Linked DNA regions of Mus musculus: all the other regions are linked to region 1. The links are chromatin loops, found by intact Hi-C in ENCODE. Cell type or tissue: left cerebral cortex. All regions are shown on one strand.

Region 1 (2,500 bases):
CACTCTCTGAAATATGTATATATACATATATATATATGTTTGTGTATATATGCATATATATAAAACACAGTTCATTTGAAGTTCACTTAACATTATTGGTTTTAGCTCTGCTTCTTTTTTTCTCATAGCTATATAGCATCCCATTATATGGTTATAGCATGATTTGTGTACCAAGGTCCCTTGTGGAATAATGGTTTTCAGTTACTTTCATTTTATAGCAAATCCACCTATCCCTATATAAGATGCCTTGCCTTGAGCATCTTTTAATATGATTCCTTATTTATCTCTCTGTTTTCCACCCCATTCCGCATCATTCTACTCTACTGTGAGTTCCTCGTGGTCAAGGACTTTATCTTTCATTGATCATCCTATGACCTAGCACGGCTGTCCTGCCAGCAATCGATCCTTATTTCCTTTTATCTTACAAGGGTCCATTTTCTCGGAAGTAAAACCAGTGTTCAGACCTAATCTCCTCTCTTAGATTCTCTAGTTAAGCCCTGTAGTCAAGGCAGCTCCTGGGGTTTGAGTCATCTCTCCGTGCACCCACTGATGTCCTCAGGACGTGTAGCTCACCGTGTTACAGGGAAAGAGTGAAGCATCTGGTTGATGGATGTAAAGCTTTCATCCTTGGTGCAATGCCACGAAAAAAAGTGAAATTGTATAGAGAACTAGTAAGCAGACTGAGCAGATACTTGGGAGCACACTGCTTCCTTCCCCAAAGGAAAGGCATGTACGTTGTACATTGTAGTAGTCAGGAGGAGTGGGGAACTTGGTCCAGTATTTCTGTCCTCTTTCCTTCTCACTTGCTCTGCCAGCCAGCTGGCCTCTTCTGCTACCTAAGCACGCTTGGGCCCTTGATGCCTCTGTCCTGCTTCACTACGGTGTTTGAGTGCTCATAGGTTCTTTCTAATTTTAAAGCAGTAGTTCCCTTCGATTTAAATCTCAATTTGGGAACAGGCTTATGATTGGCCCGCAGCTGGGAAGTTTCACCAATGAGCGTCTGTAGGAGGTGGGGCAGAGTCCCTTTAAGCTGCCCAGAAGCAGTCTGGAGACCTTCTCTCCCAGGAGCTGGAAATTTTCAGAATCCAGGGCTGCTCCCTGAGCAGCTGCTGTCCCGGGAATGTCCTCACTCTCACCAGCAGTCCCTGCAGAGCCCTCTCAGGCTCTGCACCCTTGGCGGCCAACATCCCCTGGGGACCCTTAGCCTCTGCCCCTGTCGCTGGTCCCTAGTGGTTCTTCTGCCTATCTGCAGTTTCCCAGGGGTGGAGACGAAGTGGTGACCAGCCAGCGGATCAAGCAAGACAGCCTGGTAAGTGGATCCTCTCCGGCATAGGGGAATAATAAAGACAGGATGCATGAGCAGAGGCTCTAGCCCCAGGGTCTTCCCCTGGACAAGAAGGAACCTAGCAATAAGAAAGTGACTTGGCGAAAGAGTAGAGGGGAGGGGAGAGGAGAAGTGTCCTCCACCCAAAAGCTGAGTGTTGTACTCTGCCCAGGGGACCCTGGGGACCACTGCGCTTCCACCACCATTCCTACAGTCACTCTGTTAACCAACACTGAGACTAATAAGATCCCCAGAAAGAGTTACCATTACTTTAGGACTTGGTGTGTGTTGGGGGAAGGGGGCTTAATTTGGTATTTAATTTTTAAATAGTATTTTATTTGCTCATAATTCCCTTTCTTTTAAATACTTTCAAATGTATGTACTGCTAACGACTTACAACTTGCTCCTTTAAACAGGCAGGCACATTCTTAAATCACCTTTACAGTATTATTTATGCCTTTCCACATACCTTTATGCCTGGGGCTTACAGTCCCTAAAAGTGAAAGTATTGCTAGGACCTTAAAAATTCTTCTCCTGGCACCTTGGTGTGGCTGTACAGCATTAATCAACTGTAGATTTGTACATGTATTCTCTCTGAATCCAGGTAGAAGGGGCCGGCCCCCTCCTCCTACCCTTCCTAGCTGTCTACAAGTGGTGTGTGTGTGTGTGTGTGTGTGTGTGTGTGTGTGTGTGTGCAGAAATGGGGAGCTCAGTCCTGTTTGCCCAGAGCATCTCATACACCCTGTTAGCTGACTCAGAGTCAGGGAATAATAAAGCCTGCAGTGCTTCCAGCCTCCAGGGCTTGGGCAACTGCACCCTGGAAAAATGAAGCCAAGTTAATGGTGAGAGATGGAGGTTCTCTGGGTAGATTAGATTTAAAAGATGCGTTCAGGCAGCTCCTCACCTCCGATCTGTTCTCTTGTTTGTACCTGAGCAATATGTCCAAAGGTAATACAAAGGGTCAGAGTTTATTTATGTTATTTTCCTTTTTTAAAGAGGAAGCAGCTGGAAGACGTGCCTTCCAAAATTGGAGTAACGTCTGATGCATGGATTGCCAAATTCCATTTCCTCCCATATTAAATTATTTTTGGCTTCAGCAGCCTTCTTTTGGTAGGCTGGCTTGTATTCGAAATTGTTTAGGTGGCATGAATCATTTGTATACTTTGGGTTCCCTGC
Region 2 (2,500 bases), 54 kb before region 1:
CACTTATTGGAAAGAGTGAATTAGATGTGGATTAAGCCAATGGAAATAGGATTCACATAGGATCTGGCATGCAGTCGGAAGGGTTGAGTGAAGGAATGCAAACACATGTATTTTTCCACCTGAAGCTCTAAAGGCCAGTGGTTACTTTGGGATCACCATCCCACTGTGTATTAAGGCTCTCAGAAAACTACCAAGAGGGTAGATCCACAGCTGTTTGTGTCAAGAGATGTGTTTTAAGAAAACAACTAATGCAGCTGTGGAAGCTGGCAAGTCTAAATCTACAGTTAGCCCGGTGGCCCGTCAGTTGAACTGTCTCTTCTTTGTGGGGAGGCCCTTCTCCTAGCAAACTATTCAGACACTGAGACAAGGTTTACCCACTGAGGAAGGCAATGCAATTTGCTGAAAGCCTGCTCTGTTAGAGCAGAGGTCAGCCCTACCCAAACCAATTGGACAGAAGCCCAGAGAATGAGTATTTGTGGTGGGGGAATCAGAAATTTATGATGCTTTCAGAGTATAACAGGATGCTGGACAAGCTGGAGTACCTAACATCAACATGCCTCTGCTCCTTACTTCCTTGCTTCTTTCCCCCTTTCTCCTCTACAGTGCACAAAGCATTGTATGTCCCTTTGAATATATGGATGCTCTCTTCATTTTACAATTCCCAATTCTAGGGAAACAGATGCTCCTGAAACCAGCTTCCTCAGAGAGCAGCTTCCAGCCTGCTCCTGTGAGTGTGATCATTGCCCAGAGACAACGTGGTACTGGCTGATTAGTCAGAACCTTACACTTATGTTCCCTGTGTGGGAGGAAGGAACTCAACGTGTCTTGATGCTGACTGATGCTGGGGGTAGGCAAATTGTTCGTTCTCTCTTTCTCTCTCTCTCTCTCTCTCTCTCTCTCTCTCTCTCTCTCTCTCTCTCTCTCTCTCTCTCTCTCTCTCTCTGTGTGTTTAAGATGTCTTTATTAAGTTTTAATTCACATAGCATAAAATCCACCCATGCAGTGTAAGTCCGATGTTTTAAACATATTTACAAGGTTGTGAAACCCCAAAGCCTAATTTGAGAACATCCCCTCATCTTACAGAGATACTACACACCTGTCAGCTGCTGCTACCCACTTTTCTCTTCCCTTAAAGCCCCATGGCTGCCGCTTCACTTCTGTCTCCATAGGTTGTTCATGAACAACTTGTAGCTCTCATGATTGGCTTCTTTCCCTCGGTATGTCCAGTTTCCCCTATGTGACTTCACAGATTAACACATCATTTCTTTGTGTGGCTGAAATTAAATCATTCCCTCCTGTATGCATGTAGTATAGGTGGAACACCTTTTGCCATTGGCATAAACTCTACCATGAACATGGGCCTACAAGCTTTCCTGTGGCTGTGGTTTTCACTTGCCACAGTACTTGGTTAGGGGTGCAATCAGTGGGTGCTATGACAACCCTTTGGTAACTTTGCAGGACTGTCCAGCTGCTTTCCAAGGCAGCTGCACCATTTCACATTCCCTGAACACCATGGGAAGGGTCTGATTTTCTCATATTTTCATCAGCTCTTGCTGTCTTCTGTCCTTTGATTAGAGATATTCCAACTGATGAAAAGTGGCATTGCTCGTGGTTTTGATTGATATTCCCCTGGTGGCTAATCATACCGAAGGTTTTCACATATTTGTTGGCTATTATTGTTTCTCCAAAGGAGAAACACCTTTGTCAATTTTTAAATTAGGCTACTTTTATTACTGAGTTGTATATGGACTTTACGTGTTCTGATAACAAATGCTTCTTGACTTCTGTACTTGGAGTTCTGTAAGGTTTTGATTTACAACAACTTCTAAGTTAAGAAAACTATCCTTCAAGCCTAAGGGGAAGTGTGGTGGTTTGAATATGCTTGGCCCAGGGAGTGGCACTATTAGGAGATATGGTCTTGTTGGAGCGATGTGTCCCTTTGGGGGAGGGGGGTGGGCTTTGAGACCTGTCTCCTAGCTGCCTGAAAGACAGTCTTCTAGTGGCCTTCAGATGAAGATATAGAACTCTCAGCTTCTCCTGTGCCATGCCTGTCTGGATGCTGCCATGCTCCTGCCTTGATCATAATGGACTGAACCTTTGAACCTGTAAGCCAGCCCCAATTAAATGTTATCATTATAAGAGTTGCCTTGGTCATGGTGTCTGTTCACAGCAGTAAAACTGTAACTAAGACAGGAAGCAAAGGGCTACTGAGTGGAAATAGAGCCAATGATTTGGGTGCCATGTAAAGAAAGGTACGTCTGTACTTTGTTCTCCCCAGTATTTTCCCTCTATTTTAAAATTTGAAGCAGGATCTTATGCAGCTGAGGCTGGCCTCAAACACCTTCTATAGGTATGGATAAAGGCAAACTTCTTTTTTGTTTGTTTGGTTTTGTTTTGTTTTTGTTTTTGTTTTGTTGTTTTTTTGTTTTGTTTTGTTTTGTTTTGAGACAGGGTTTCTCTGTGTAGCCCCGGCTGTCCTGGAACTCACTCTATAGACGAG
Region 3 (2,500 bases), 71 kb before region 1:
CCTTGAGCTTTCTCTTGCCTCCTTTCTTTATCCTAAATGTCTTAGTATCAACCTGTTAAGTAATTGGTTGGAAAAATGAATTCAATCTGAAGCACTACATCTCAGGTCTGTCACGAAAGTGTTTTCTTCCGTGCATACAGTTTTATTTGAACCAGGCTGTCCATGCCTGAACCTAAAGGCCTGCATTGCAAGGGTACTATCAAATTAGGGCAAGGTGGGTGAGGCTGTGTGGCCAGGATGCTACTGGTTGAAGCTACTTAGAACTTATCAATTCTGCTTAACAGATAATAGGAACAGTTGTCCTTTTGACCAAAGAAAAGACATAAAGTAGTGTTCTAAGTGTATGAAGTACGACTTCATACAGCATCCCAGAAAACCGATGTCTGTATTGTTAGAACAGCAGCTGATGCGAGAGTGGTTATCCTTGTTACCATCCTGTTCCTTCTTCACCATCCTTACCTGCCACTGGAGGAAACCGAAGCTCGGATTTTATTGAGCCTCCCCAGCTCCCTGTAGCAGAGGAAGAACTAGAATTTGGGTCTGCCAGTTCCAGAAGCCAAGCTTATTCACTTCTAAGACTTGGCTTAAAATAAAATAAAAAAAATTACATTCTGGCCGACTTCATGTTCCCTAGGATGCATATTCTCTTTCCAAAGGTACGCAGAAAGAATCCTATACTGCTGGTGTTGAACAACATGTCGCTCCTCACATGTCCACTTCATCTCCCTTCCAGGAGTTCCTTCCTTTACTAGTGGTCCTCGGTCCTGGCTGTCATCCACATTATCTGGGAAACTTCTCTGAATGCAAATTTGCAGTGACCTGGCTAGGCAGGCCCTGCTGTGTCCAGACTTCTGTGGAGGTATATCCAGGGTGTCTGTTTAGTTTATTAATCTATATAAGCAGTTGTGCTCTGGTAAGCCAAGCATGGGAACAGCTATTCTAGGTAGCATGAACTCTGGCCATGTAAAGTGGCCATTGTAAGAGAGGGCTGTGCACTACGACTGGGAGAGCTGACTGCCTCAACTCAAGTGACCTGCCCATTTTCAGAAACAGGCAGCATGTTCCCTGTGTGCTCTGGGTTTTCCTGTCCATAGGGAGCCAACTGTTTGTGGGTGGTCCCAGCCTCACAGGAGGGCTCCCTTCTGCCACAGCCCTGGGAACAGGCTGAGATGCATTTGGTTCTTAGGAAGAGAGTGGGGTGGGGGTGGTTAGCCCAGAAGCAGAGGAATTAGGAAGTCATTTGGAACACCAAGTGGGAGGAAGAATTACACCCCCACTCCACCCCACCCTACCCCGAGCACAAGTAGGCCTCATTATAAAGCCTTCACTAATATTTTCATTTAACTCACAAGAGCCATGAAACTTTAGCATGATAAAAATTTTATGGCCTTTTATTTCCTAGTTTATGGACAGTGTCTCTGGTGTTCAAATGAATGAACTCCTCCAGATCTTGTGCTGTTTACACATTGTCAGCTGTCGTTTAGATCTTTGTAAGTCTAAAACACAAACCAACTGTAACCATGAAGGGATGGCTGCAGGTCTGAAGTGGCCACAGAACAAAGCAACGCATTTGTAGATACTTGAGGAGAAATCTATATACAACTGAAATTAGAGCAAGGTGCTCAGTGCATCATCTGTTTATGTGTGTACTAGTCTGCCTGGGTCTTTTGCCTGAGGGAGGTGGTGAGTGTCGGAGCTATTAACCTTATGTTTTTCTTTTAACTAGAAGTTTGGGAAGAACTTGCAACATTTAAAGTTTAGAAAGTGCACAGGGAACAGATGTATTCATGTTAAACTCGGTATTTGAAAGCTTTCTTTCCCCCTTCTCAATGCAAGCACAGCTCTCACCTTAAAGGGACTAAGAGAGAGTTTATTCTGGAGCCAAGTATGAGTGGCCACGCCCCTGAAACAGAGATTCAGATGACCCCAAATACCATGTTCACTATGGAAGTGTTTATATGAGACTTTATTAATTATAGAACACAGAAATTCAGAAATCAAGGCATTCACCAGTTACATTCGTGGAGACTATATGCCACTATATAGTTGACATTCTTAGGTTTGGAATTAATCCAGTTTAGGGCTAGAAAGATGGCTCAGTGATTAAGAGCACTTGCTGCTCTTCCAGAGGACCTGGGTTCAGTTCCTAGCACCCAAATGGCAGCTCATAACCTTCTGTAGCTTTAGTTCCAGGGAATCCAATGCATTCTTTTTGGTCTCCATGGGCACTAGGCACCAATGTGGTGCACATACATGCAGGCAAAACACACACACACACACATATGTGTGTGTGTGTGTGTGTGTGTGTGTGTGTGTGTGTGTATTACACATACATATATACATATATATATATACATACACACACACTTTAAAAATGCATTTTAAAGGGTTTAATAGTCACAAGGATGTTAAGGTGAGCAATGAGTGGCTTTCAACAGGGCTAAAGAGAGTTCAAGGCAATTTTGTTTCTGGTCTCTAACATTTGAACTCTCTATAGTCA

The links. Peaks named below come from ENCODE experiments on the same cell type or tissue, not always from the same donor. Only the 100,000 strongest peaks of a DNase experiment are listed, where the experiment ranks them.
Region 2: it touches region 1 in a loop (1.9-fold over the local background); 5 of 42 quality-filtered maps call a loop at or near these places.
Region 3: a loop joins it to region 1, with 2.5 times the contacts of the local background. A loop is called at or near these places in 5 of 42 quality-filtered maps.

What each region holds. Positions count from the first base shown.
Region 1 is chr6:92,533,425-92,535,924 of GRCm38, reverse strand. All of the region lies in intron 2 of Prickle2 (prickle planar cell polarity protein 2), which reads left to right. Among named protein-coding and RNA genes, the nearest start is that of Gm38862, 130 kb to the right of the region's middle. In left cerebral cortex, a CTCF peak has its summit at 1,209; DNase peaks (open chromatin) are centred at 588, 990, 2,061 and 2,435; H3K4me3 peaks cover 2,058 bases; H3K27ac peaks cover 1,671 bases.
Region 2 is chr6:92,587,835-92,590,334 of GRCm38, reverse strand. The region is part of intron 2 of Prickle2 (prickle planar cell polarity protein 2); the gene reads left to right. Among named protein-coding and RNA genes, the nearest start is that of Prickle2, 120 kb to the left of the region's middle. In left cerebral cortex, no CTCF peak of the experiment used is centred here; DNase peaks (open chromatin) are centred at 349, 749 and 1,177; H3K27ac peaks cover 1,291 bases.
Region 3 is chr6:92,604,023-92,606,522 of GRCm38, reverse strand. All of the region lies in intron 2 of Prickle2 (prickle planar cell polarity protein 2), which reads left to right. Among named protein-coding and RNA genes, the nearest start is that of Prickle2, 100 kb to the left of the region's middle. In left cerebral cortex, no CTCF peak of the experiment used is centred here; DNase peaks (open chromatin) are centred at 583 and 1,085; H3K27ac peaks cover 1,148 bases.